4 separate regions of the Homo sapiens genome follow, and regions 1, 2 and 4 are each linked to region 3. Evidence: chromatin contacts called from ENCODE Hi-C or POLR2A ChIA-PET data. All regions are on one chromosome and are shown on one strand. Each heading gives the region's core, a stretch centred on a gene start or an enhancer-like site at or near the end of the contact. The rest is flanking DNA. Distances are from core to core; before and after follow the strand shown.

What was found. A loop is a pair of places that touch in the nucleus more often than their neighbours do. ChIA-PET counts read pairs that join two places held with the same protein, here RNA polymerase II (POLR2A). Pooled maps may share reads with other maps.
Region 1: a map of head of caudate nucleus shows a loop between it and region 3 (4-fold over the local background). The contact joins two enhancer-like sites. A Hi-C loop is called at or near these places in 7 of 168 maps with a recorded cell type or tissue (PC-3, dorsolateral prefrontal cortex, gastrocnemius medialis and 4 more) and 6 of 50 pooled maps.
Region 2: a map of CD8-positive, alpha-beta T cell shows a loop between it and region 3 (1.9-fold over the local background). The contact joins two enhancer-like sites. A Hi-C loop is called at or near these places in 1 of 168 maps with a recorded cell type or tissue (CD8-positive, alpha-beta T cell) and 3 of 50 pooled maps. POLR2A ChIA-PET finds 5 or more read pairs at or near these places in 1 of 52 experiments (PC-9).
Region 4: a pooled map shows a loop between it and region 3 (3-fold over the local background). The contact joins two enhancer-like sites. A Hi-C loop is called at or near these places in 1 of 168 maps with a recorded cell type or tissue (PC-9) and 5 of 50 pooled maps. POLR2A ChIA-PET finds 5 or more read pairs at or near these places in 1 of 52 experiments (activated T-cell).

What each region holds. Positions count from the first base shown.
Region 1 is chr18:13,229,144-13,236,351 of GRCh38, reverse strand. The region is part of intron 1 of LDLRAD4 (low density lipoprotein receptor class A domain containing 4); the gene reads right to left. Among named protein-coding and RNA genes, the nearest start is that of C18orf15, 6.8 kb to the left of the region's middle. Within about 2 kb of position 3,716, at least 5 of the 41 ENCODE cell types and tissues checked have a DNase peak (open chromatin) inside an H3K27ac peak, as active enhancers do; they include dorsolateral prefrontal cortex and heart right ventricle, where a contact is called at or near this core.
Region 2 is chr18:13,317,077-13,324,256 of GRCh38, reverse strand. All of the region lies in intron 2 of LDLRAD4 (low density lipoprotein receptor class A domain containing 4), which reads right to left. Among named protein-coding and RNA genes, the nearest start is that of C18orf15, 81 kb to the right of the region's middle. RefSeq lists enhancers at 2,978-3,477, 4,944-5,445. Within about 2 kb of position 4,402, at least 2 of the 41 ENCODE cell types and tissues checked have a DNase peak (open chromatin) inside an H3K27ac peak, as active enhancers do.
Region 3 is chr18:13,627,770-13,635,261 of GRCh38, reverse strand. The region is part of intron 5 of LDLRAD4 (low density lipoprotein receptor class A domain containing 4); the gene reads right to left. Among named protein-coding and RNA genes, the nearest start is that of MIR4526, 20 kb to the right of the region's middle. Within about 2 kb of position 4,946, at least 5 of the 41 ENCODE cell types and tissues checked have a DNase peak (open chromatin) inside an H3K27ac peak, as active enhancers do; they include dorsolateral prefrontal cortex and heart right ventricle, where a contact is called at or near this core.
Region 4 is chr18:13,177,429-13,184,293 of GRCh38, reverse strand. No RefSeq gene overlaps it. Among named protein-coding and RNA genes, the nearest start is that of LDLRAD4, 38 kb to the left of the region's middle. RefSeq lists an enhancer at 3,200-3,834. Within about 2 kb of position 4,558, at least 2 of the 41 ENCODE cell types and tissues checked have a DNase peak (open chromatin) inside an H3K27ac peak, as active enhancers do.

The DNA.
Region 1 (7,208 bases), core at 2,467-4,966, 400 kb after region 3:
GGCAACAAGAGCAAAACTCTGTCTCAAAAAAAAAAAAAAAAAAAGTTTTTCTATTGTTAGATCAAAGCAAAATGATGGTTCCAGGGGGAAAAGATGGAACAGTGCTTCTCTGTGTAACTGTTTCCACATCTAACGAGAAACTGCTCTGCACAGAACTGCCCAGCCCAGCTCGGGAGCGACGGGTGCCAGATGGAACCACTCTCTGTAGAGAGTAAACCTTGCTATCCCCATAGCAACTCCACCGCGCTTCCAAAATGCTTAAAAAGACACACATCAAATTGTTTTCCACAATTTTTCAGAAAGTGACTTTTTATTCCACACCCTTAGCAAATCTAGTTAACTGGGAATTTTCTCATTATAAAAACAGGAACACATGATCATTGTAGAAAATATGGAAAAGATGAAAAGACAGAATTTTTTAAACCATCCTTAGCACTATATGCCAAGACCTCTATTTTTAATGTCCTGGTGTATTTCCTTCCAGTCTGTTCTCCGGGTGGAGGTTCAAACAGATTCCTAACGGAGGCAAGGATCAGCACCCAGCCTGCAAGAAAAGCAACCCACCCCAGGGCTGGATGTGCACTTCCCCCAGGGGCAGGACTGCAGATGTGTCCTCAGACTGGGAGGGAAATAAAGTCGACTCATCCAACCAAAGCCGATCGCATATGCAACATGGCTAGTGGTCTATTACACAGGCTAAAAGCCATCAATAGGAATGAATTTGCTAGGAGTCCTCACCACTATTTAGAATGTGGGGGGTTTTTCAGTTTTTTCTCCTTCTTCCGCACTTGGTTTTCACAATCCTTGTGGATTTTAAATCCAAGGCAACAAAACTAATACCAGAATAAAAGCACAGTCAGATGCCTGGAGGGTGAGTCAGACTTCCAGGTAGCTGTCGAACATTTAGTCTTCTTTGAAAAGATGGAAAAAAGATTCACAGACCATAATTTTCTCTACTTTGAACTTTTCCTGATCCCAAGAACAGAGGAAAACAGCTTAGGAGAATCAAGGTTATGATAGAGACATCTCGTCTAAAGAGAAAGCATCTACATATGATGAATTTAATAAACTTTAATAATCTGATGATTTTTTTTTTTTTTGAGATGGAGTTTTGCTCTTGTTGCCCAGGCTGGAGTGCAATGGCGCAATCTCAGCTCACTGCAACCTCTACCTCCCGGGTTTAAACAATTCTCCTGCCTCAGCCTCCCAAGTAGCTGGGAATACAGGCACACGCCACCACGCCTGGCTAATTTTTTGTATTTTTAGTAGAGACAGGGTTTCTCCATGTTGGTCAGGCTGGTCTCGAACTCCCAACCTCAGGTGATCCACTCACCTTGGCCTCCCAAAGTGCTAGGATTACAGGCATAAGCCACCGTGCCAACCTAATCTGATGATTTTTTTACAGCTTGATAAATTGGTTTCTAAGCAAATAAATAACTAATTTATCCAAAATGTATTTAGCCAGCAAGTTAAATTTGGGAGGAGAGAATGGAAGGGCAAAAGTTGGTCTGAAAAACAATTGCTTCTCCTGGTTTCTGGTAGGTAGTTTACTTAGAGGAAAACAGTAAAATAAGAATGTAATGTAGGTGAGCAGCAGTCCATGGGGTGGGGCGGGGCTCATGGAAGGTGCTCAGCCTCCCCGGCTCATCTCTCTCACTGCTGCTCATACTTCAGCCTTTCTGCAGGACTTTCTGTTTGCACTGAGGCCTGTCCCAACCCACGGAGGCTCAGGTGAGATGGCCTCACACCCACACCTGGTGCCCACCCAGAAGTTGGCAGAAGGGAGGAGTCCAGAGCCCCATCCAGGCCTACGAGTCTGTGGACCTGCCCACCATCCTCCCCTGGCCTGCTCACAGGTGCCTGCTCACAGTCCATCTGTTTATTCAACAAACAGTCCTGGCAGCCCGATGCTGGGCCAGGACAGGGACAAGAAGACGATTGTCTGCCCTCCTGGAGCTCACAATGACCAGGCCCCGTGCAGGAGACACATGGGCCAGGGAAGGCCTCCTAGGGCAAAGCCAGGCGACTAATGTGCGCACCCAGGGAGAGTTCTGGGTAGGGCAACCACAGAGGCCTGTGCGGCGAGGGGGTACGTGGGTGAGGAGCCTCAGCAGGAGGGAGGCCCGAGGGGCACAGGGCATGCCATCAGGGATTACAAGGGTCACTGGCTGCTGCATCCAGACCAGACCATCGCGGGTGGGGAGGACAGCACCCGGTCAGAGGCCCCGCAGAAACCCAGGGAGAGAGGACACACGAGCACTGCTGGTGGTGACAGTGAAAAGTGATCATATTGGGACGAACGCTGGAGGCAGAACAAATAGGTTTCAAACATGCACTGGGCCATGGGAAAAGGTGACGAAAGAAGTGTCTGAGATGTGTGGCCTGAACCACGGGCAGACAAGGATGCTGGTGACTGGAATGGGACAGTGAGGGAGTGACAGGGCTGGGGGGCTGAGGGGCAGGGAGGAGCAGCTGGGGGAGTAAGAGTTCAGTTTTAGACATGCTGGCTTGGAGGTGCCTATGAGTAGAGATGCCCGGTAGGCAGGTAGGTGTAGGAGCCTAGGGTTTGGAGTTCTGGGCCGAGGTCCTCTATGGAAATACATAATCAGTCTCAACAGTTGCGACAAAACTCTGCCTCTAAGCTCTCCAGCTGTGAGTATAAGGTTCTAGGCTCAGAAACCTCTCTCCACTGACAGCTAAGGGAGAGACCCCGTTCCTCTGGGCTCTGAAGCTGGCCACACCTTACCAGCAGGCTGCATCACCCAGGGAGGGAAGGGGAACAAATACTCAAAGACATCTTTGCTTAGAGAAGGTTTCCATAAAACAGCACCAGAGACAGTGACAAACAGGTCACAGGAGCACCAGAGACAGCGACAAACAGGTCACAGGATGGAGAATATTTCCAATAAGAGGGTGCCGGCTTCCTTGGCCCACTTCCAAACACAGCTGTCCCGCCTCTTACTGGGCTCTGAGCAGTGGGCCCCTCTGCCAACCTTGCCAACCCAAGAGCAAGCCAGAGGGTCCCTTGATGTCTTGCCACCTCTTAACAGTCAACAAGCCAATGCATTTGCTACATCACAGCAGCACTACATCATCCAGTAGCAGAGAACGTATCTGAACGGCATGGCATTTGCCTTCTTAGCGGCCAGTGACCCGTGTCCAAGCAGACCCAAGAGCACTTCGCCCGCTCACGTCCTTCAGGACAGGCGCCTGCAAAGAGGTGGCGCCACTGGTGGCAAGCTCCATCCCTAACGCACTGTGTGTGGCGACAAGCAGATCCTCTGCCATCGTCTAGAGTCCTCATTGATCACACAACTCATGACCAGGGGAGATCAGAAAGCGCCTCACCTGCCACCTAATCATTTTAACAATGAGCTGAAGCCTTGGTCATGAGGACGCTGGCTCCTGTTCCCTTCAGGGAACCAGGAGGACCACACCAGGGAGAGCCAGCAGACGTGGCAGCCTTCTCTCCCTGCTGCCAGCTTCGGGTCCGGAGCTGAGTTCGGACGAGCATCACAGCTGGCACGCGCCTCTCCCACACGCAGCTTCCAGGGAGCATGGCTGGAGGTGGCGCTTCCTGGGCTGCGGAGGAGAGAGCAGGAAGCTGCGAAGCCAGTGTGAACGGCGCACACGGCTTCCACTTGGAACGCAAGCAGGGGATCAGGGGACTTGGCAGCCACAGCGGAAGAGTCAGAGCTGCAGACAACAGTGAATAGCTGAGCTGGGGAAGGGATGCGGCAGCACGAGGTGACATAGAGGCTTGTGGAGCACAGCACGGGGCAGCAGCAGCCCCCGGACAAGGCCACGCAGGGAAGGAAGGCGATTTACACGGAGGCTTGTGGAGCACAGCACGGGGCAGCAGCAGCCCCCGGACAAGGCCACGCGGGGAAGGAAGGTGATTTTGTTGAAAGGGGAGAAACAGAACTGAAGTCAACTTGCATCCACAGCCGAACAAACTGTACCAGGACAGAAGCTCAAACCATGCCAGGCAAAAAGGGGCACAGGCCACAGACAGAGGCGGGAGGCGAGTGGGACAGGAGAGGGGCCACACTGGCAGATCCACCTCACTGCTGGCACCAGGCCAAGTCTCTGCACTGCTCAGGACCTGGGACATACTCCTAAGTCCCACAAGAGCGCCCAGAAGACGCTCCTCTAACAGGGAGGAGATGAGAGCAGGCCCCTGCGGTGGCCCCAGCCTGCACCGTACTCGCGCCACACTCCATCCTGCATGGCCCACCAGGAGAGAGCTTCACGGGGTGCCCCCTCAGTCCCCTTGATGTAACTATGTGTATCTTCGAATTCAGTTTTTAGTGCTATACCCTTGACCTCCCAAAATGACATCGACTAGGTGGGTGCCTGCCCAGCCACCAAGCTGCCATCCCTGGGACCAATGACCTTCAGAAAACAGCCTGCCATGTGGTTTGGACAACCATTGGGCATCACATTCCAATTAGGTTTCACACATTAAAATAACATAAACTCTGGCCTGAATTCCTCATTCAGCTAATAGCCACATTAGAGAAGAAGAAACAAATCCATTAATTATACTTCTATGTACATTTCATTGATTATTTGTTCCTTAAAGCCAAGGAACATGAAATTAGATGTTGTCTGTGAAAAGCTTTAAATAGTTACACGTTTTGCAAATAGAAGGCATTATTATTCCCATGCGAAAGTGATAAACCTGGCTTCCTGTCGTGAACTGAATGCAGTATGAAATGTAAGCGTTTTGTGAAATGTAAACAAATATCAACTATTAAAGCACTGTGGTCGAGACAGAGCTCCCCACTGCAAACAATTCGATATGAAATCAAGGTAGGTGTTCTAATGGGCTTGTTTTTCTTTACCATTCGTGGCTGGTTGATTTGGTTTTCGACAAAGATGGGAGGAAACGCTCCACACCAGAACCAGACTCACGCGATCTCGGGCAGGCCGCAATCAGGAGGAATGGTGACCCAAAGGGCAAGGGCCACCCGACATGCTCACCAAGAGCAGCGCCCCGTGCCCAGGTTCACTCCCGCTCCCAAAAGCCTCTGGCCTGTCTGCGTGCACCCACCTTTCACACGAGCCATGTGTCCACTGCCATTTCTTCTCAAGCAAAACCGGTCCAGACCCCTCTTGCCCTTCTCCCTCCCGCTTCCTCCCATACCACCTGCCTTTTGCCTCACCCATAGACATCTATACGCCTCTGAACTCGAAGACGATGCTGCCCGTGGCGCGCATTCCATGCAGGCAGGGAAAGAACCTTCACTCATCCCTGCAGCCCCGCAGCACCCTGGACATCAGGAATGAGCTTCACCAGATTACAAGTCTCCATTCTTATAAATGCATGTGGGCCCTAAAAGGGTCCCCCTGCGCCGAGCATGAATAAATAATCTCACCCTCCTAAGGAAGATTTCTCCACACAAATAAAGCAGTCCTATCAACATTTCTGATCACCAAACTGGTGTATTCAATCCCTCCCCGACCTGTGTCAGGATTCGCCCTGGAGGGTTCAGATAGCATGGACCAGAAAGAGGAGCCTAGGAGAGTCAGGGCGGCAAAGGAGCAAGATATGGTCTGTGGATTTTGAGTTCACAACAACTGAAAGCTACAAAAGTAATTTAGAGTTTGAGTTTGAAATTTCAGGCACTGTAAGCAGTAGCATCTACCCATGACACTCGCAGACACCCTCCCACCTCTTCCCCCACCTGCAGCCATGCATGGCCCGCCCTGCCCTCCCCCTGTCTTAACATATGTTCCCACTGCCCGCCTGTGGGCCCCCAATTTTCTGAAGCATATACTCCTACAAGCAAAAATGTCTAAGCACACAGGTCATGTATATTTATTTATAAATTATAAATTATATACATATACTATGGTAATAGTACATTGTACACATAATATACAAAGTTTGAAAAATGGAGTAAAAATAAGTATATGCGTTCTAATATTTTCTCGCTGCAACCCACTAGATTACTCTTTCCCTGTTTGTTCACCTTAAAAAAAAATCTGTTCTTTTGCTAAGTCTCAGCCCGAGGTCTATGTCTCAGTCCAGCCGTGCTGCTGTAACGAAATACCTTCAATGGGGTCATTTAGAAACAGCAAAAATGTGTTGCTCCTAGTTCTGGTGGATGGGACGTCCAAGATCAAGGTGCCGGCAGATCTGGTGTGTGGTGAGGGCCCATTCTTCATAGATGGCACCTTCTGTGAGTCCTCGAGTGGTGGAAGGGGTGAACAAGCTCCTCCGGCCTCTGTTATAAAGGCACTAATCCCACACATGAGGGAGAAGCCTCGTGACCTAATCCCCTCCTAGAAGCCCCATCGCTCAATACTATCAATACTATCACAGTGGAGTTATGTTTCAATTGAGGAGTTTCTGGGACACACAAACATTCACACAACAGCATTTGGCCTCCTCCATGAAGTCTCCCTTGATTGACCAAAGTACATTGAGCCCTCAGGAAGCCAGGAGACAGCAGGTCTACTCACATCTTCCTCTGTCTCCCTGGTATGGTTGTTAGCCCTGTGTGGCAACCGTGGGCACACCTGTCTTCCACCAGTTTGGCGACAAAGCCATGTCTTTATCTATGCCTAGTGCGTGGACGTCCTGAGTGCTCCATAAAAATGCACACAGGAGGAAAGAGTAGAAGGAGAGGGAAGGGAGGGAGCGAAGGAAGCGTCAGAGCCACCACCTCTGGGCCTGGGGGCCTCACTCTCCTCCACATCTAAAGCCTTTCTTGAAAAACTGCTTAGTTCAAGACGTGATTGTAAAACCACTCTCACTTGCTAATTGCTTCCACCACACATATTCTATCTTCTCCTTGGTCTCTATGTCTCCAAAAGGCGGGAACTGGGTCTCTGACTGTGCCAGTGCAGGGCAGATGTCTCACGAGTACACACTTGGCTCACGAGCTGCCTTTTACTGAGCACTCGCTGTGGTAGCTGGCCTGTCCCACCTGATCTGCATACATATGATCTTATCTAATCCTCTCAAAAACCTACAAGGTGGGCAAACAGCTATTTCAGAGGTGAACTGAGACCTAGAGAGTCAGTGACCTTCCCCAGGTTGCACAGCCTTCAAGGGGCCCGGCAGCACAGGGGCCCAGGAGGGACAGCTAGAAGGATAACTGAGCAACTGCCCATGGCAAGCCCTCAGGAGGCCTTTACCCGAATCGTCCCAAGGACACCACGGATGATGCAGTCACCCCGTGGCAGCTGACACACAG
Region 2 (7,180 bases), core at 3,153-5,652, 310 kb after region 3:
CTGAGGCAGGAGAATGGTGTGAACCCGGGAGGCGGAGCTTGCAGTGAGCCGAGATCGTGCCACTGCACTTCAGCCTGGGCGACAGAGCGAGACTCCGTCTCAAAAAAAAAAAAAATAGACACTTGAACTCAAGATGGTTAATGGAGCCACGCACGTGTAATTCATCGTCAAGATTTGGTATGCTAATCCTGATGACTTTCTTTTCTCACTCTTGCCCAGGATGGAGTGCAGCGGCACGATCTTGGCTCACTGCAACCTCTGCCTCCCAGGTTCAAGCGATTCTCCTGCCTCAGCCTCCCAAGTAGCTGGGACTAGAGGCAGTGACACCACACCCGGCTAATTTTTATACTTTTAGTAGAGACGGAGTTTCACCATGTTGCCCAGGCTGCTCTCAAACTCCTGACCTCAGATGATAACTCTGATGACTTTTTGAAGATTATATCCTTCTCTGAACTTATTTCCTTCTTTATTACAAATGTTCACCAAGGAAAAATACCAATATGAATAGATTAACCAAACATTTCAGAGTATTCACTGGAAATCCTTATACCTTATATATATTGAACAATAGTCACAGTCCCATATGCTGAATACTTTGTTCATCACGCACATCTGTCATAATTTCCATACTTTTAATATTACATTAAAGTATTATTTAACTCAGTTACTGAGGGGTGTTTTGTTTTGTTTGGAGTTTGGCGCCTCCTTAAACGTGGCACCTCACTTGAGTCACGGCCCTGTCAAATAAGGACCTGACTTGGAAGCAAGAAAAGAGCAAAGAATGTGAACACATTTGCTATTTCCAGCTCAGGACGCAAAAACTATCCTCATTCCTTTTCCCACATCCAGCCCTCTCCTAATTACCAGTCCTGCCATTTTCACAGCACGAGAGCTCACTTTCAGGAACTGAGGATAAAAAGGGGCATCCCTGGTGAAAGCAAATGCGTGACATGCTGCAGCCAGGCGCAGTGGCGGCGCCCATAGCTCCAGCTACTTGGGAGGCCAAGGCACAAAGCAAGATCCTGTGTCTACAAAAAGAAATGTATGCAGAAAAGTGAAATGGATAAAGACCTATCTTTTAAAAGGCAAATTTCTAAAAAACAAAAGCTTTTTCTGTGGAGTGAGAAGGACGTGGTTTTCTTTCTACTACTCCTCTTCCCACCTGCTTCTCCCTGAGCAAGCTTCATAAAAGTAGAAATCCAGAGAGATGCTGCTACCAATTTTGTAACTATTTGTGAAGAAAAAGAAAATTGAGTCAAAGCGTTTGTGTGACACAAATTTACATTATCCATCTGTAAGGGGTACAGCCGAGTACAAAAAAGTGAGAAATATGGCCTGGTGCAGTGGCTCACGCCTGTAATGCCAGCAATTTGGGAGGCCGAGACAGGTGGATCACCTGAGGACAGGAGTTAGAGACCAGCCTGGCCAACATGGTAAAATCCCGTCTCCATCAAAAAAAAAAAAAAAAAAAATTAGCCATGTATGGTGGTGTATACCTGTAGTCCCAGCTACTGGGGAGGCTGAGGTGGGAGAATTTTTTGAACTCGGGAGGCAGAGGTTGCAGTGAGCTGAGATCGCGCCACTGCACTCCAGCCTGGGTGACAGAGCGATACTCCGTCTCAAAAAAATAAGAAAAAGAAAAGAAACATGGATGACAGGCGAGGTGTAGTGGCTCACGCCACTTTGGGAGGCACTTTGGGAGGCTGAGGCAGGTGGATCACCTGAGGTCAGGAGTTTTAGACCAGCCTGGCCAATATGGCAAAATCCCATCTCTACTAAAAATACAAAAATTAGCTGGGCGTCGTGGTACACTCCTGTAGTCTCATCTACTGGGGAGGCTGAGTTGGGAGAATCACTTGAACCCGGGAGGTGGAGGTTGCAGTGAGCCAAGATTGCGCCACTGCGCTCCAGCCTGGGAGACAGAGCAAGACTCTGTCTCAAAACCAAAAAAAAAAAAAAAAAAAAAGTGAGAAAAGTGACTGGCTTAAATAAATAATAGAAATAAAGAAGTGAGAGCCATTTTAAAAATCAGCTGTGAAGTAAAAGTCCTTACATAAAAAAATTAAGAAGGGATAATGTAGACAATTTTTCACAAAGAAGTAATTTTCAAATTATGTTAAGTGTGTCGCAATACAACATAGACTCTGATGAGATCACCACTAGATTTTTTTTCTTAGGATAAAGTTTTCTATGCTGTGAATTAATATTTTCTGTGTTTCAATAAAAAGAACAAGCATTGCTAGTTTTTTGTAAAAAAAAAATTCTAAATATAATTATTCTGGCTTTCAATTGCTTTCTGCACAAATAAAGATTTTTAAGTCTGTGTGTTTATTCTTTTTATTCTTTTTCTTTTCTTTTTTTTTTTTTTTTTTTTTTTTTTTTTTTTTTTTTTTTTGAGACGGAGTCTCGCTGTTGTTGCCTGGGCTGGAGTGCAATGGCGCGATCTCGGCTCACTGCAACCTCTGCCTCCCTGGTTCCAGCAATTGTCCTGCCTCAGCCTCCCGAGCAGCTGAAATTACAGGCACACATCACCACACAACGGCTAATTTTTGCATTTTTAGTAGAGATGGGGTTTCACCATGTTGGCCAGGTCAAACTCCTGATCTCAGGTGATCCACCCGCCTCGACCTCCCAAAGTGCTGGGATTACAGGCGTGAGTCACCACGCCCAGCCTTGTGTGTTTATTCTTAATACCTTATTTTTGGAAGAAGAATCTCCATTCTAATTATCCAAACCTGATAGCTGTAAAATTGAATGGGAAAGACTAGAAACAAGAGGACACAAAGAAAATAATTCAGAGCTGTAAACAACCACTTAAAATTTGAGGGAGATGAATGAGTCCCGAAGAGAATTAAATAGCCACAAAAAGCCAAATAAACTATGGTTTTAAAACATCACACGGCGATAGGCCCAGAGATAGGCTTTGGAAACGTTTGCAGCTACATCTGAAATCACAGACTCATAATGTTCAGGAGGAACCTGGCCGGGCAGCCAAACCGCGCATAGGCCTCTGGGGGAGATGCAGGGCTGAGTGTGCAGACGGCGGGTAGGGGCAGGAGACCGGCCTGTCTGCAGCAGGCAGCCTGTCTGCTGGGCCAGAGAAGACCCAGGGAGCCAGTCTCTCGGAGTCCTGCAGCATGCTCGGGCCGAAGTTAACCACCTCTGCTTGCTGCCTTCATCAACACAAGAGGGCGGGGGAGCTGCAAAACCAAGTATCTCCAACTACGCTCTCCACACTGAACTCACTAGGGCTCACTGAAACAGTGCATTCATGCCTGGCCTCCAATTTACTTTTCCCCACCTGCAGACACAGGCGTGGCTTGTTATGTCCAGTCACGGAGAGGAGCCACCTTCTGGAGGGTCCCACTGGGAGGGAATGACAACAATCCTGTTAGGCTTTGAACTCCTGAATTAAACTTGAACACGGTCTACCAGATGCCATGGGCATTTGTGACACTCAGGGAACAATGAGGTCAACACGTCACACGTTACTCAAACGTAGAGTTGCCCCATTGCTCCCCGGCTCCACCCTGCCATTGCACCTGGCAGCGGGATTCCCACAGCCTGTGCTGAGCCTCACTGTTGGGGACTGCAGTGACCTTCCTCACCGTCACAGGACAGAAGATGCTTCTAAAACTACAAGTGTCCAGAAAGCAACTTGGGCCACCTTCTTACAGGCTGAGCTCTCTGTTACTGGAAGAATTCAAACAAAGTCAGGATTACCCTCTATCAGAGGGGATTCACTCTTCCATAAGGAATTATGCCAAGCAGTTTGAGAGCACTGGTCACTGCAGTCCCAGGGGGAGAGCAGCAGGCTCAGACAGGGTTAAAAGTAGTCTCTTCCCTCAATTAAAGGATGACTTTTCAATGTGTTCATTCATAAGGCTCCTTCCTAGATGAGAGGCAGCGGAAACGTAAAAATAAAGAAAAGGCAACAGATTACGTCAACACAGGACTTCACAGTGTCAGTCACCTAATACGACTAATGCAATCTTGAAAGCAGGATTCGCCAAGTCAGAGATGCAGCTAAAAGACTTGCGAATGATTCTTTTCCCTCAGAGGCGCAGCATTCTCTCTTGTAAACAGAAACGATGTATAAAACTACAGAAGATCTTATGATCAGATATGCAATAAAATATGTTATCTCATCCTAAAGTTGAAATCTCAGGATGGAGTCAACTATGATTCCTGCAACAATGCAGACAACACTGTTTTCAACTCAAAACATAATTTTTTATACTCTGTGAATAGGCCACACATAGTTTTTTGGTTTTGGTTTTTCATCCTTTCTTCCCTTGGGTATATCAGTCAAGGAATCATTTATTATAAAAATTATAATAGAAATGAGACATAGTGGCCTCAAGTAATGTCTCATGACCTGAGCTTTAAATCGTAAGTCTCAGAGCTATGAGGCAACTGTTCCCGGAAATATTGACCTCAAAGGTCATCTCATGCGGGGTTTCCAAAATTCAGCCCCTGGAATGCCCTTTTCATGGTTTTTGCCATAAATATAGACGATCTGTACTGTTTATTTCCTTATCATTTTTTGATAGACCTAATCACTCTTTTGGCTGAAAATAAGTTTATTTAAAAGGAGAACTGCTATTACTACCATAAATAGAAAGCCAGTATCCCTGGTCGTAAGTTACAGGCAAATCTAAAACACGCACACACAAAAATGAGAGAGTCATCTAGTGATAACTTTTAGAGAGAGACAAACTGAACTTAACAAGTGTTCCAAATGCTTAATGAATTTGTCTTTGCTGCAGGGAGAGGGTACAAGTCCTGCCTCCACCCACCTCTAGAACTCCAACTTTTCTGATGTATCCAAGACCAAGGATTGGTGTGGTGTCTGTAAACAAAATGCTGTCAAACAAAAGGAAACTCAGGAGCGAGCTGGCTCACGCACAGCAGCTGCACGACCTGGGCCAGCTGCCCCGCCACTGCGCACCTCTGTTACTCGCCCGTGAACTGGGACGAATCATACCCGCCGTGGCCACTTCAGAGGGGTGTTGTTCATTACGACAATCGATTCGTGTTTCTGCACCATAAAGTCCACATGAGCAAAAGGTGCCATGACAGAGAGGAGCAGCAGCTAAGTTAATCAATACTATGAAGTATTTAATAGGTATAAAGGGCTTCATGAGAAATAAGAGCTGCAGCAGCATTTAAAAACAGTGAATGACCTCACCCACTAAATGGCTTGATGTGTTCCAGACGTAGCAGGCCCTGAGTTCACCAACAGTTACTGTGAGTGCTGAGCTCCCCATCCATTCTTAAGCTCTCCTCATTTAAAGCCAGAAAGCTGCGCAACAAAGGAAGGGGACAGCGAGTCACTAGGGAAGGGGACTGCGGTCCGTGGTGGAGAGGGAGCATGACTCAGTGTAAAGTAAGAGGGCTTTTCTAACGTGGACAGGAACAGCACTGCCCACACACACCCACCAGACAGGAGCTCCATCACCCAGGGTCCTGCCTAGGTCTGTGGCCCAGGCAGCACCACAGTGACACAGACAGACACCAGACAGACACTGGCAGAGGCCACCTCCCGTCCACTGGCTTTGAAATCCCCGGAATGCCTAGCGGCACATTAAGAGCAGCATCAAGCTTTCCATTTGTCATCCAGTGCCATTTTAAACTCAGAAGGAGAAAAACACAAGAAATTTTAGTCTTATGGATGGGCATTTATTCTATTTTATGAGGTCACACTTAAGATTCACTATGAATCCCAGCATTTTGGGAGGCTAAGGCAGGTAAATCTCCTGAGGTCAGGAATTCGAGACCAGCCTGACCAGTATGGTAAAACCCCGTCTCTACTAAAAATACAAAAATTAGCCGGGTGTGGTGGCATGCACCTGTAGTCCCAGCTACTCAGGAGGCTGAGGCACGAGAATCGCTTGAACTCGGGAGGCGGAGGTTGCAGTGAACTGAGATCATGCCACCGCACTCCAGCCTGGGCGACAGAGGGAGACTCTGTCTCAAAAAAAAAAAAGATTTCACTATGAATTAAAGCTCCATCCCCAGAAATCAGCGATGGCCACAGGCAGCAGGGGAAGGAGGCAGTGGTGCGCAGGGAAAGCCGGAAGCTCCAGGTGAGCGGTCCTGCCTTGAAGGGACCCCTGCGCTGAACCCTCCCAGTGCTGACAACACTCAGGGAACAGTGACTTCACAAGGACAGGAAGCGAGGGACCGGACGAGTGGCAGATGTATACTCAACCACACGGTAATGCAGAAAATTCTATTCCAGATGACACAGAGAGACAAATATTTAACATAATGTGAAATTCAACTGTGTACACTGATAAAGATTAAAAGAAGACATAGATTCCTCTAGTAGAAACAGTTGGTGTCATATGATAAAAAATTTTTTCTTAAATGGCTTTTATTTTTATTATAGGAGTAACAAACGTTCATTGGAGAAAATACAAAAATAGAAATAAACAGAGAAGATAAAATCACCCATAATCCCACCACTCAGACAGAAACATTACTTATATTTTGGGTTATTCTTCCAGACTTTTCTCTATATGAATATAAACATACACATTTTTAACTGAAGTGGGATCACAGTGCACATACTGTCTTGTGACGTGCTTTCTTTAACTCAGCCTGCCTTGAATGTTGCCAGGTTCAACAGATACACTTCAACAATACTGTAAGGTCTTCCCAGTGGCACCCACGGAAAATAGACAGGTGTACCATTGTTCTACCAATCCTAATTGTTCAATTTATTAAAAAGATAAAGGATAACCAATTTCAAATATTAATTTTTTAAGTGATGAATGCCTTCTAGTGAAGAAATCTTATCTGTAAGTCCATCAAAATGAATTGAGACAAAAATGAAATACTCTTTCAGTAAAAAAATCATCTGAATAGCTGAGCAGGTCAGGATCTTCCATCCAAATTGCTTTGGGGATGTGTACCTTAGGCTTCGGGCTAAAGAAACTGGGAGTCTCTACAGGTTGAAGCTATCCCTGAGAGCTTAGGATACGTGTAGGGGCAATTTAAGAAATATCTTTTTTGTGGCTATAGACCCTGCCTTTACAGTAAACTATCATCCTTGGGAATTCACCTGTTACCACTGTGAGAAGCTGCTATCTTTGGCAATGCCCGATGCTTTGATGTCTGCTTCACCTGACATTGGTGCACCAGCTTCCTTATGGCTAGTGTGTGCACCGGGCAT
Region 3 (7,492 bases), core at 3,697-6,196:
ACCGGGAAGAGTGGCCTCATCCGAACCCAACCGTGCTGGCACTGTGGTCTCTCATGTCTGACCTCCAGAATGAGAAATCAGTGTTTGCTGTTTATAAGCCACCCGGTCTACGGTACTTTGTTCTAGCAGTCAAACTAAGGCTGAATTTCAAAGTTTTAGCTCTTATGTTTATATTTTTGTCCATTTGAGTTAATTTTTGAATATGTTATAAGGGTCCAATGTCACTCTTCTGCATGTGGCTATCCAGATCCCCCATCACCACTCTGAAAAGGCTGTCCTTTCCCCATTGAATGGCCTTGGCATCCTTTCTGAAAATTACTTGACCATATATTTGAGGGTTTATCTCTGGACTCTCTGTTCTATTCCACTGGTCTATATATTTGTCTATATCCCAGCACCACACTACAAAACTTACTACAGCTTTGTAGTAAGTCTTGAAATCAGGAATTGTGAGACCTTTAACTTTTCAAATCTTTTTTTTTTTTTTTGAGATTATTGTGGATATTTAGGGTCCCTTGAGATAATATATAAACGTTAGGATGGATTATTTTTCCTATTTCTGCAAAAAGCCTCATTGGGATTTCAAAAGCGATTACACTGAAGTCTGTACACTGCTTTTAGTAGTACTAACATCTTAAAAATAGTTAAGTCTTCCAATTCATGAATACAAGATATCTTTCCATTTATTTGTATTTTCTTCCATTTCTTTCAGCAATGCTTTCTATTGCTCAGTGCACAAGTCTTTCACCTCCTTGGGTAAGTATATTTCTAAGTATTCTCTTTTTTTGATGCTATTGAAAATGGAATTTTCTTAATTTCCTTACCGAATTGTTCATTGTACATGAAAATAAATGCAATTGATTTTTGCATGTTGATTCTGTATCCTGCTAACTTTGCCAAATTCATTAGTTCTGACACTTTTTGGGTTATTTTTAAAATAGAATCTTTAGAGTTTTTACACATAAGGTCATGTCATCTTCTAACAGATACTTTTACTTCTTCCTTTCCACTTGGAATGTCTTTTATTTCTTTTTCTTGCCTAATTGCTCTGGCTAGAATGTCTAATTAATACTATGTTGAACAGAAGTAGTGAAAGCAGGCATCCTTGTCTTGTTCCCGGTCTTACAGGAAAAGCTTTCAGTCTTTTACCATTAAGTATGATGTAAGCTGTGGGCTTTTCATAGATAGCCTTTATGATGTTGAAGTAGCTTCCTTCCATCCTACTTTGTTGAGGGTTTCTATCATGAAAGTATGTTGAATTTCATCAAACACTGATGGCAGTGGTGGCCCATCTGGAGCAGCTGCTGTGAAGATGCTGGCTGCAGCAGGGGAGGCATGGCCAGGGCTGTGTGCTCCACGGAGCCGGTGAGAGCCAGGAACAGGTGGGAGCCCTGCCCTCTTCTGAGTTGGTAGGGCAGGAGCCCTGCCCTCCTGGGTGCAGCTGCAGTCACAAAGCTGCAGCTGCGGACCCAGGGCATCCCTGTGCTCTCAGGGTCCTAGCGAAGTCCCCTGCCCCTGCAGGCTCAGAAGTGCCTGCTCCTGCTACCTGGCTTCTCCCCGCTCCTGCTGCCTGCTCCAATTTTGGAGCAAAGCTGAGGCTGAGCCTGGGCACTGTCACAATTTGGCCAGGTGTGTCACAATTTGGCCAGGTGTGTCACAATTTGGGGCAGCGCTGATATGCCAGCCCCCTGCCACCTCAGCCCCCTCCGGACTTTGGGTGCTGACGAGCATCAGTGGGAGGCTGAGGCAGGGGTGGGCTGAGGGTGGGTTGGTGTGGGCCTGCAGGTGCCCCTTGACACCAACAGCCTGGGCACCGTGTACATGACTGATGGCAGCAGGAGGCAGACAGGCTCCTGGGCAAAAAGGGGCAGGTCCCTGCTGAAGCCCCACCTTCAAGCCAGGAATGGCCTAAAGCATGGGGGCCAAGCTGTCAGTTCTGAGTGGAGTCCACAGACCAGAGTAAGAACTTAGGATGCTTTTTCTGGGCCTGCCTGTGGCCGTCCATGGACCAATCAGCATGCACTTCCTCCCTTTTGAGCTCATTAAAAATCCTGGATTCAGTTTGACTTGAACAGACATCGGATCAACCTGCCTGTGGATAGGAGCTACTCACTGCAGGTCTCCTCTCCACTGACGGCTAGACACTTATTGGCATGACCTGCCTGAGGAAAGGAGCTACCCATTGACAGACAGACATTGGGATGACCTGTCTGGGGAAAGGAGCTACCCTCTATGGGTCTCCTCTCTGCTCTGAGCTGGACAGACGTCAGGATGACCTGCCTACAGAAAGGAGCTACCCATTGACAGACAGACATTGGGATGACCTGTCTGGGGAAAGGAGCTACCCACTGTGGGTCTCCTCTCTGATCTGAGCTGGACAGACAGACATCAGGATGACCTGCCTACAGAAAGGAGCTATCCAGTCTGGGTCTCCTGAGAGCTGTTCTGTTGCTCAATGAAGCTTCTCTCCAACTTCTCACCCACCAGTTGTCCATGTACCTCATTCTTCTTGGATGTGGGACAAGAACTTGTGACTGGCCGAATGGTGGGACTAAAAGAGCTGTAACATAAACAGGGCTGAAACATGCCCCTCCACTCACCACACTGTGGGGGACAAGAAGGAAAGAAGAGCTGTGACCCTTAGGGCAGCCCAGACCTAGGGTTCTCCTGGCCAGGGCTGTGACACCATCTTTGGGACTCTGCAGTTCCTGGTGTCTCCAAGCTTCCGGGTACCATCACATTCCCCTCATCCAGACGCAAGTGCCTGCAGTGGATGCTGCATGCAGTGTATCTGGTCCAGCTGCAGCCTTGCACAGAGCAAGCACCTGTGCCAGTACCTGGAGCTGCCTGCCCTGCTGCAGCAACCAGCGCACCTGGCTGTGCACAGTGGCTGGACCTTGCACTCACTTGCTCACACACCCCTCACCATTCTGTGCCTGGCTTGCCCTTGGCAGGTGTGGGATCTGGGCCAGTAACGTGAGCTGAGCGCAGCCTGCCAGGGGAAGTGGGCAGGATGAGCCCAGTGGGCATGAGCAATACTCAGGCAGAAGGCACCACCAGCCACAAAGGTTTCTGACTGGCGAAGTGACACCCTAAGGATCCTGTGACAATACTATTTCTGCATCAACTGAGATGATTGTGGGACAAGAACTTGGGACCTGCTGAATGAAGTTTGGGACCCCCAACTTCATTCTGTTAATGTAGTGTATGACACTGACTGAATTTCATGTATGGAACCATCCTTGCCTTCTGGGAATAAATCCCCCACTTGTTGATGATGTATAATCCTTTTACTTTTTTAAATTTAATTTTTATTTAGTATTATTATTATTTTTGAGACAGAGTCTCGCTCTGTCTTCCAGGCTGGAGTACAGTGGCACGATCTCAGGTCACTGCAACCTCCGCCTCCCGGGGTCAAGTGATTCTCCTGCCTCAGCCTCCCGAGTAGTTGGGATTGCAGGTGCGTGCCCCCATGCCTGGTTAATTTTCGTATTTTTAGTAGTGACAGGTTTCACCATGTTGGCCAGGCTGGTCTCGAACTCCTGACCTCAAGTAATCTGCCTCCCTTAGCCTCCCAAAGTGCTGGGATTACAGGTGTGAGTCACTGTGCGCAGCCAGTATAACCCTTTTAATATACTGCTGAATTTAGTTTGCTAGTATTTTGTTGAGGACTTTTGCATCAATATTTATAAGAAATATTAGTCTATGGTTATCTTTTTCTGCTGTGTCTTTGTCTGGCTTTGGTATCAGGAATGCTGGCCTCATCTCATAATGAGTTAGGAAGTGTTCCCACCTCTTGAAATTTCTAGAAGTTTAAGAAGGATTGATGTCAATTCTTTAAATGTTTGGTAGAATTCACCACTGAAGCCATGTGGTCCAGGTTGGAGATTTTAGACCATTGGTTCAATCTCCTTACTAGCTATAGATCTATTAAGATTTTCTATTTCTTCATGATTCAGTCTTGGTAGGCTGTTTCTAATATCTTTTCATTTCATCTAGGTTATCCAATTGGTTTGCATACAATTGTTCGTAGCACTATTTTATAATCCTTTTCATTTCTGTATTTATTGGATCATTTTTCTTCCAACCAGTACATCTCATATTATTAAAGGACAGTCGTCTGCAGCCATGACTTACTGAGGGTTCCCTTGTGCTGCACCATGGGCTGTCGCCTGCTGCCATGCGTCCACGTGTGCAAGGCCACACCACGCCCGAACCCTGCTGGGCTTATGCTCTCAGCTACACTCTCCTTTCCACACACACACAGAGGACCCCAGGAATGATCAGATGTGGGGACTGGAAACAACCAGGGAGAGCACTGAACACAGTGTTTTCCACCATGTGCTTTGCAGCCTCTTAGAGAGCTGGAAAATCCATTTAAGTGGGTCACAGCCAGCATTCCAAAAACTGAAACAGAACAGAAATGATCTGAGCACACTGTAAGTATTGTTTTGTAAAACCTCTGCCTTAATTGCATTATAGGAGGCTTTTGTGTTGTGATATAAAATGTATTTCTTACTGTTCTTCATGGCAAGATACAGATTGAAGGCCTCCGAATGAAGCCAGTTATCCCTCATTTTAGATGGGGGGAAACTGAGGACAGAGGGCATATTCCTCTCTAGGCACCTCGGTCAGTCTGCGGTAAAGCAAGACTACTGCTGGGTATTCTGATTCTACCCAAGGGCTAACCTCCCAGTGAATGAATGTATTTTATGGCCTCAAATAGTTGGAAATCTATTTTTCCCCTGTTCCACAGTGAGAATTTCAAAGAAGAGGTGAAATTGATCTTTGGATATTCAGCAACACCTTTGCCTTCTGATAAAATCAATTTTCCCTGTTTTCTCCCTTTTTTCATGCAGCCTCTCCACCATCCTGATATTTTATCACTACCGTCCTTTCCACTCTAGATGGCAGTCACAGCCTGGATGTGAGGCCAGTACCCCTGGCTGTCAGAGACTGCACCTCCCCCTTTCTTCCTCCTGGGGAATCCATCATCAGACTTCTCAGATTCAAGATCCCCCAACTCTGCTCAATCTAGGGCACGTCCCTTAAGAGAAAAGACAAATCATCTAGGAAGGTCTGCTGGAAGAAAAGGAAGGGAATCCTTTCTATTTCTGGGACAATGCAATGGGCTAGCGGGGAAAAGCAATATGAGGTGCCTCTCCCAGCTTGGTGCTGGGGTTAGTGAGCAATCGGACTTCAAGAGGAATCAGCCTGGGAATGAGAAAGTTCCAGGCAGCAGGAAAATGTGGAACCACACAAGATCCAGGCAGGCATCATCCTGATTTCAGCACCAGTTGCCTCGTCTCACATGTGAGAAGAAGTCAGAGCTCAGAGGGGATTTTCTGTGACCTTCACCCAAGGTCACAGAGCTGCTGGGGCTTTGCCAAGAGCCAGACCCCAGCCTGGTGAGCCTCCCCAACAGGGGCCACCCAGAGTTATGATCATTAAGATAATTTTTAATCTTCTTCTCTTTTTTTTTTTCAGAACAAACCACACCAACTTTCAAGGACTAAGCAAAAAATAAACCAACAGATTTTACTATTAGATTATTAATGCTAATACCTTATATATTTAAAAGATTACTATAAATTTGTTGATAAAAATGTTCATACATTTTATTTAAAATTATTATTTTAGCCACCATAGAAACCATGTTCAAATGAATTACTCTGGGAGTCTATAGATGCCCAGAACATTACTGCCTTTAGCATCAGTTTACATGATCAGAGGATGTTTTGTAATTGCAAAGGTAATACATGAATACATTCTTACCATAAAAGTTTTACTGCACAGATCAGTGTTCCTTTGTCCTTACTTCCTTCCCAGGCACAGCTGTCAGTTTGCTGTGGGTCCTTCCTGACCTTTCTCTACAGATCAGTTTGTAACTCGGACGTCAGTCTCACTAATTGAGTCGTGCTTGCCTTTGCACCAAAATTGTATCATTTGGTTTGATCACCCATATAATGAACAAGACTTAACTCTAAATGGATTTTGGCTGGTACCAAAAATCAAATCTATCCCCAAGAGCAAAACTATTTGCTCTTTGCAAAGGAAGATTTGCCATTGTGGAGAAGCTTTTAAAAAATTTCCCTTGATTAAAAAAACAAACAAACAAATAAAAACAACCCAGTCAGGTGCAGTGGCTCAGGCCTGTAATCCTAGCACTTTGGGAGGCTGAAGTGGGAAGATCGTTTGAGGCAAGGAGTTCAAGACCAGCCTGGGCAACACAGTGAGATCTTGTCTCTACAAAAAATTTAAAAATTAGCCAGGCATGGTTGCGCGTGCCTATAGTCACAGCTACGCAGGAGGCTGAGGCAGGGGGATCAGTTGAGCCTAAATGTTCGAGGCTGCAGTGAGTTATGATCATGCCACTATACTCCAGCCTGCGCAACAAAGTGAGATCTTGTCACTTAAAAATAACCCCAAAACCTGAAGGTAATTCCCAAACATTCTGAGCAGTGCCAACATCAGTAGAAGGACTATTTGAGACACTGTCACTTTAAAGATAAGCATTGACTCTTCCAAAGCTCTGCCCACTGTGGTTCAGGTGGGAATCTGCGTGCAGCTGGGGTCCAGCATCCTTATGCAGTTTCTGCCGGGCCGCTTGGCCTCCTGTTTCCCTTAATTGAAGGGAGATGTTCTCATTTTGAGGTGATGTGAAATTGTCTATCCTCTAATGCTTCAATTAGACATAGCAAAGGGCAAAACCTTTCAAATGACCACCTGGGCAGCCTGATAATTGGAAGTCCTTGCTCACTCAGACAGACATGCTGCGGCCAACCCGCCGGACCCTAAGCTCTTGGAAATGCAGTTTCCGTGAAATGCAGTAACGGAGAGCTGTCACTGGACAACCGACAAACACACACATCTGGTCTGTGGTGCAGCAGGGTCTGCCTTGCCTGCAGGGAAACGGTCCCCTGCGGTTCATCCCCACAATGATGCCAGAGGAAGCCTGTGGCTCTTTTCTTTAGTCTGGAGTGTCAGAGGCAGACCGAGTACAACTGCATCAGTAAGCCCTTTAGTCCACTCCTTCAAGCCTTACTGAAAATCATTCCTTTCCATCGTTTTCCACATGCTTTTCTAAACGTATGAGGTGGGCAGGAGTGAGAGCAGCAGGGCACAGCGAGCCAGCGCTCCAGCCGCAGTGGGAATGAACAGTGTGGCGCTGAAACCCCTGCTCCCTGTGCCCTCCGAGGGATCCCAGGACACTGCCTGTGGGTTTCTCAAACACCCCTGAGCCTGGGGCCCACCTCAGAGCCTCTATCTGCAGGGGAGGGTAGAGGGACACTGCCCAGGTAGAGAAAGGCACTCGTCACATATGGCACACCCAGAGGTCCCCTCACTGTGAGTTCTGAGCCCCAGCACAGCGGGCTCCTGGCTGTCAGACACCTGCCCAGGACCGTCTGCCCTCTGGCCACCGCTGCTCCCAAGGCCAGCAGAGAGGCTGCTGGTGCAGGGCCGAGCCTCAGAGAGCGGGGAGCCCATGGCC
Region 4 (6,865 bases), core at 3,309-5,808, 450 kb after region 3:
CCCAAGTTAAATATTCCATTCACTCCCACCCGATGGCTAGCCAGGTTCTCCACTTTCATGCCCAGTCAACGAATGCATATTAAGCATCTTCTACCTGTGGGTGATAGCAAAGTAGCCATTTATCCGCACGTCCTCAGGGCCGCATGCATTCTGAGCTCTGTGTGTGTGTTTCGGGCAGCCCTCCCCACCCTCCACGAGCTAGGCGCTGTTACTCCTTCGTTCTTACAGAGGAGAAATGGAGGCTCAGAGGTCAAGCGCCTTGCCCACAGTTACACAGGCAGTGAGGAGAGAGGCAAGATTTCAGCCTGGACAGTTTGGCTCCTAGCCACTAACCTATGCCAGGAACTGCAAGAGGCAGCCACCCAGGGGTCAAGGACAAACTCAGCTGTCTTGTCCAACATGACACTTTCCCCAGCCTCTCAAGTGGAGGTTAATGCTGTCTGCATCCTATTACTCTGTTATTCACTTCACACATTCCACTTTGCATAGGATTGTCTGAATTCTGAGGTATCCCTCCAGTAGACAGAAAGTCCTCATGGCAGGAACTGTCTGTGTCCCCTTTTTCTTTCTATCTCCCTGAACAGGTTCTGTAGGCTCCTAGAAAAAGCACGGGAGACCATGGGCAGTCATAGTTCACATCTGTCATCTGGGAAAAATTATAATTCTGTTCTCTTACACTCTCAAAATCATCACGGTTTGATGTGAAACTGGTAAGCTCTGAGCGGGGTTGGGAGTGCATCAATGCGTTATCTGGCTGTGGTAGCAGATGAGTTATGCAAAATATTTCCGCTGGGGAAAGTGGGTGAGGGCATATGGAATTCTGTTTGTGTTAATTCTTGCAACAGTGTGCAAATCTACAATTATCTCAAAATTAAAAGTTTTTAAAAAATTATCCTGGTTAAAAAAATATATTACATGGTCACCCTAATTTCAACAGCATCCTGTCTGACTCCTCTAATTTTCATCTGTCTTTCCTATTCCTTTTACACAGCAACTAATGTCATGTGCGCCTACCTCTATTCATTTTTATTTTTTACCATCTGCTTCCCCAATAAAGGATGACAACAGAAGTTGTATTTGTCTCTCTTTTTTTGAGACCGAGTCTCTCACTCTGTCGCCCAGGCTGGAGTGAAGTGGCACAATCTCAGCTCACTGCAACCTCCGCCTCCCAGGTTCAAGCCATTCTCCTGCCTCAGGCTCCCGAGTAGCTGGGATTACAGGCACCCACCACCACGTGTGGCTAATTTTTGTATTTTTAGTAGAGATGGGGTTTCGCCATGTTGACCAGGCTGGTCTCGAACTCCTGATCTCAGGTAATCCACTCGCCTCGGCCTCCCAAAGTGCTGGGATTACAGGCCTGAGCCACTGTGCCCGGCCGTATTTGTCTCTTTATTTCAAGCACCTACACGCATGTGGTCTCTGTTCTATGATCACAACAAGGGCAGAGAGGCAATCTCCTCGTCCCCAGCTCACTCCCTGCCCCAGAAGCTGCCAGTGGTTTCCTGTGTCCCCCTCTAGGCTCAGATGGGAAATCAAGGAGCTCCCATCTGTGGAACACCTTTAAAGATCAAATATATTATAGGTGGAAATATAAAGTCCTAATCGTAAGCATACATTAATGGAAAATAACAAATTATTCTACTAAAAGTGAACTCCTAATTTCAACTCCATTTCATTTGCAGCTGGCTCATTTGTTTTATTACTTTCTGGTAGACAGTGACAGACAAGCAACAGCTCCCACCAAAGCCGTAAGAAAGACACCTGAGAAAGGGGGATCATCCCCTTCGAGGGTGGGGCCTCGGCTGTTTGCTTCTAGTGGAGGCGGGTCCAGGGGAGCAGCCGCAGGAGCTGCGGGGTCAGCACACCAGTGGCATATCAGCCCCACCACACACGTGACCGTAGCCCTCGTGGTCTTTGCTTTTGGGCAGCTGAACTCCAAATGCTCGCTGTGTTCTCACCCCCGGCTGTGGGGGCTACAACAAGGAATAGCCACTCTGGAAGCCAGCCTGGCTATTTCTTAAGAAGTTCTGATAGACTCACCTTATGACCCCGCCACTCCACCCCCAGGTATTTACCCAGGAGAAAGGAAACATACAGCAGCCACACCTTATCTCTGTTTCTGCACTTTCAGTTACCCACAGTCACCTGTGGTCTGAAAATGTTACATGGAAAATTCCAGAAATAAACAATTCATGTCTTAAATTCCATGTCATTCTGAGTACCGTCGCTCAGCTTGCCCTGTCCCGCTCGGTCCCAGGTGGGGTGTGAATCCTTCCTTTCTCCAGCATGTCCGTACCGTCATCGCCACCTAGGAGCCGTCTCGGGATGAGATCGACTTGTGTCACGGTACCACAGTGCTTGTGCTCAAGTCACCCTTGTCTTACTTCAGAATGGCCCCAGAGTGCAAGAGTAGTAGTGCTGGCAATTCGGATACGCCAAAGAGAAGCCATCAGTTGCTTCCTTCAAATGAAAAGGTGAACGTTTTTGACTTAATAAGGAAAGAAAAAAATCACACACTGAGCTCTACAGTAAGAACAAAGCGTCTGTGTGTGAAATTGTGAAGAAGAAAAAAGAAATTCATGCTAGTTTTGCTATTGCTCCTCAAACTGCAAAAGTTACAGCCACAGTGTATAGTGCGTGCTTGGCTAAGATGGAAAAAGCATTAAGTTTGTGGATGGAAGTCCTCAGTGGAGACATGTCCCAATGGCCGGCAGTCAGCTTTAGTACTACTGGAGGTTTCAGCCACCCACTGTGGGGGGCATCTTGGAAGGCATCCCCCATGGATAAGAGGGGACGACTGCTTATCCATTTAGACTTGTACACAATTGTTCATAGCAGCTATATTTGTAAGAGTCCCAAACTGTAGACAACCAAATCAATAGATGAATAGAGAAATTGTGGTATAATCAATACAGTGGAATACTACTTGGTCATCAGAAAGAACGATTTATTGACATGCATATTGTGTATGGCCCAGAAGAATTTCAAAACAACACCACGGAATTTTAAAAGCCAGACAAAAAAGAAATATGCCGTATGTTTTCATTTATATAAAAATGCCAACTAATCTCTAATGAGAGAAAACAGACCACCAGTTGTTTGGGGACAGGGTGGGGGGCAGGGAGATGCTGGAGATTAGGACTGGGCAGGAGGGAACTCTGGGGGATGGATGTTGTAAATGAAAAAGTATCTGAAACAGGTCTCAATCAATTTACAAGTTTATTTTGCCAAGGTTAAGGACCTGCCTGGCAGAAGAAAAGACAGAATCCCAGAAGCAGTCCGTGGTCTGTGCCTTTTTCCAAAGACGATTTTGAGGCTTTAATATTTAAAGGGGAAAAGTGGGCTGGAGGGGAAAGAGGAGGGGTATGGTAATCCATATGTTGCAAGAGAAAAGGAGCAGGTAGGGCAATAGTCAAGTATGTACTGGTCTCCTGCTAAGTAAACCAGCACTTTACATAAAAGAAGGTGAACATAGAGTAGCTCCCTGCAGAGACGTTTAACCTGTTATCTGTAGCTATCTGCTTAGGAATAAAAGGAAAGGCAGCTTCTTCAATGACTCAGCTTTCAGCTTGGTATTTTTCCTTTTGGCAGAGTGAATTGGGGGCCCTTTTGCAACATGTTGATTGTCTTGATTATGGTGATGGTTTCACAGGGTTACACCTGTGCCCAAGCTTAGGCAGTTGTACTCTTTAAATTGGGGCAGTTTGGCCGGGCGCGGTGGCTCACGCTTGTAATCCCAGCACTTTGGGAGGCTGAGGCGGGTGGATCATGAGGTCAGGAGTTCGAGACCAGCCTGGCCAACACAGTGAAACCCCATCTGTACTAAAAATATAAAAATTAGCTGGGCGTGGTGGCAGGTGTCTGTAATCCCAGCTACTTGGGAGGCTGAGGCAGGAGAATCACTTGAACCCAGGAGAAAGAGGTGGCAGTGAACTGAGATCATGCCACTGCACTCCAGCCTGGGTGACGGAGCTAGACTCCATCTCAAAAAAAAAAAAAAATTGGTGCAGTTTATTATATGTCAATTACACCATAAGAAAGCTAGGGTTTTTTCGGTTTGTTTTTTTAATCACCAGATCTGCCCCTTACTGGCTAAATGGGAAGATGTTGGACAAGCTCCTGAACCTCACTAAGCTTTCTCACACAGAAATGGCAGCATCTATCACTAGGGCCACTAAATGGGTTGGGGCACAGAGGGCTTCGCAGAGCAGCCATGGAGACTCATTGGTGTGATCGGTCATTAGCACCTCTTTTGTAAAGAACAGCTTTAACGAGCTATAATTCACATGCCACACAATTCACGCATTTAAAGCATGTAATTTGATTGTTTTTACTGTGTCACAGAGCTGTGCAACCAGCACCACACTCAGTTTCAGAATATGTCATCTCACCCCAAAAAGAAATCCTGTGCCCTTTACCTACCTCCCCTACTCACCACCCTCCCCAACCCCCACCCTAGGCAACCTCGAATTTACTCTCTCTGGATTCGTCTATTGCAGACATTTCACAGAAGTGGGGTCATATAACATGCGGACTTTGGCTTATTGACTCAAGCACAAGGCTCTCAAGGTCCGTCTGTGTGGCAGCACGTGGCAGCCCTTCATTCCTGCCTGTGGCTGAATATGCCACAATATGGATGCACTGCATTTTGTTTATCCATTCATCAGCTGATGGACATTTGGGTTGTTCTACTTTTTGGCTATCATGGATAATGCTGCTGTGAACATTCGAGTATGAGTTTTTATGTGGACATATGTTTTCAGTTCTCCAGGAAAGAAATTGCTGGGTCATATGGTAACTCCACCTTTAACTTTCGGAGGAGCTGCTAGACTGTTTTCCAAATCAGCTGCACCATTTTACATTCCCATCAGCAGTGTACGAGGGTTCTAATTTCTCCACATCCTCACCAACACTGGTTATTATCTGGCTTTTTTTTTTATTATTACAGCCATCCTGGTGGATATGAATTAGAAACTCACTGTGACTTGGCTTTAATCAGTCTTTCCTCTGTATTCCTGCAAGAGTGATCTGGTAGTAATGGCCATGAGTAATTGTGGTTTGTGTTCGTTATCTTGATTGTGGTGATGGTTTCACTGGTGTATACAAATGTCAGAACTCATCAAATTGCATACCTTACATGTGTGCAGTTAATTGTACACTTGGCCCTTGAACAATGTAGGGGGTAGGGACGCCAACCTCCCACGTGGTCGAAAATCTGAGTATAACTTTTGAGTCCTCCAGAATGTAACTACTCATAGCTGACTGTTACCAAGGAGACTTACCTGTAACATAAACAGTCAATGAACATTCTGTATGTCATATAGATTATATAGTGTATTATCACAATAAAGTGAGCTAGAGAAAAGATGTTATTCAAAAATCATAAGGAAGAGAAAATATATTTACTATTCACTAAATGAAAGTGGACCATCATAAAGGTCTTCATCCTCTTCATCTTCACATTGAGTGGGCTGAGGAGGAGAAGGAGGAAGAGGAGGGGGTTGGTCTTGCTGTCTCAGAGGTGGCAGAGGCCAATGAAAATCCACATGTCAGTTGGACCTGGCAGTTCAAACCTGTGTTGTGCAAAGGTTGACTGTATATCAATTACATCTTAATGAAGCTGTCAAACAAACAGATAACTACTCCCCCCTGCTGCAGAAAAGCAATAATGACCACATGCCAGGGGGCTGGAATAATTACATTTCTTTTTTCCAAAAAGTCTCTGGACTATTTTTGTCTGAGAGCCCTTTTTCCTATATGTCTTAATACTGTAAAGTGTCTCAGAACATTTTTTGGAAATAGGCCTGATAAGAGAACCGAATGGAAGATGTGCCTCTGAGGGGGTGAGGGCCTGCTGGGACCCCAGAGGGTGCGAGGTGCCGGGCAGGGCACGCAGGCTCTCCGTAGCCCTCTCACCGTGGGCCACCCACCCTGAGCCCCTGGAACAGGCCTCAGGCTAAGTTCTTTCTGTTCAATCAACCCTATGGTTGCCGGGACAGACAACAGATAATCTCAACCTGGAAACAAACTTCTGCCCATAACATTCACAAACCATTGGAAGCTTTAGTCATATTTATATGTCCTATATGGCTTGATCAATAGTCTCATATACTGAAGGCACTGACAAATGCAATTAACAATGAAAGCTGAAGAATTACAATGTGATAATAATGTCAGTATTATTTATGTATTCCATCAGGGAGATAATTATGAAACTCTAAACAAAGGAGAACATAGAAAATAGCTCATGTAGACTCAATTCTCTTTGTCCCACTTCAAATTAAATTCATTTAGGAAGAAACTTTTTAAAATATGATAAAATTGAACATATCATCTGGGTGCAGTGGCTCATGCCTATAATCCCAGCACTTTGGAAGGCTCAATCACTTGAGCCCAGGAGTTTGAGACCAGCCTGGGCAATATAGGGAGACCCCGTCTCTACAAAATATAAAAGAATTAGCCAGGCATGGAGTGGCATGCCTGTGGTCCTACCTATTCTAGAGGCTGAGGTGGGAGGATTGCTTGAGCCTGGGAGGTGGAGGCTGCAGTGAACAGAGATTGTGCCACTGCACTCCAGCCTAGGCGACAGAGCTAGACTGTCAAAATATAATAATAATAACATTTTAAACATCATATTCTTTACAAGAAATTTAGAACTACATGAGAACATGCAACCACAAAAACAAAATGGCCTGCTCTTTAATGGTGGTACAGATTGAGTTTGTCCGTCAACACAAAAGGTGAAAGCTGCATGCATGACAGACAACCTATGCAGCAATGAAGACGCGAGCCCCGCAGATCTGCTAGAAATAGCAACATATGGATGTCTGCTGTTGAGAAAATATAACCACACAGTAAATACTAA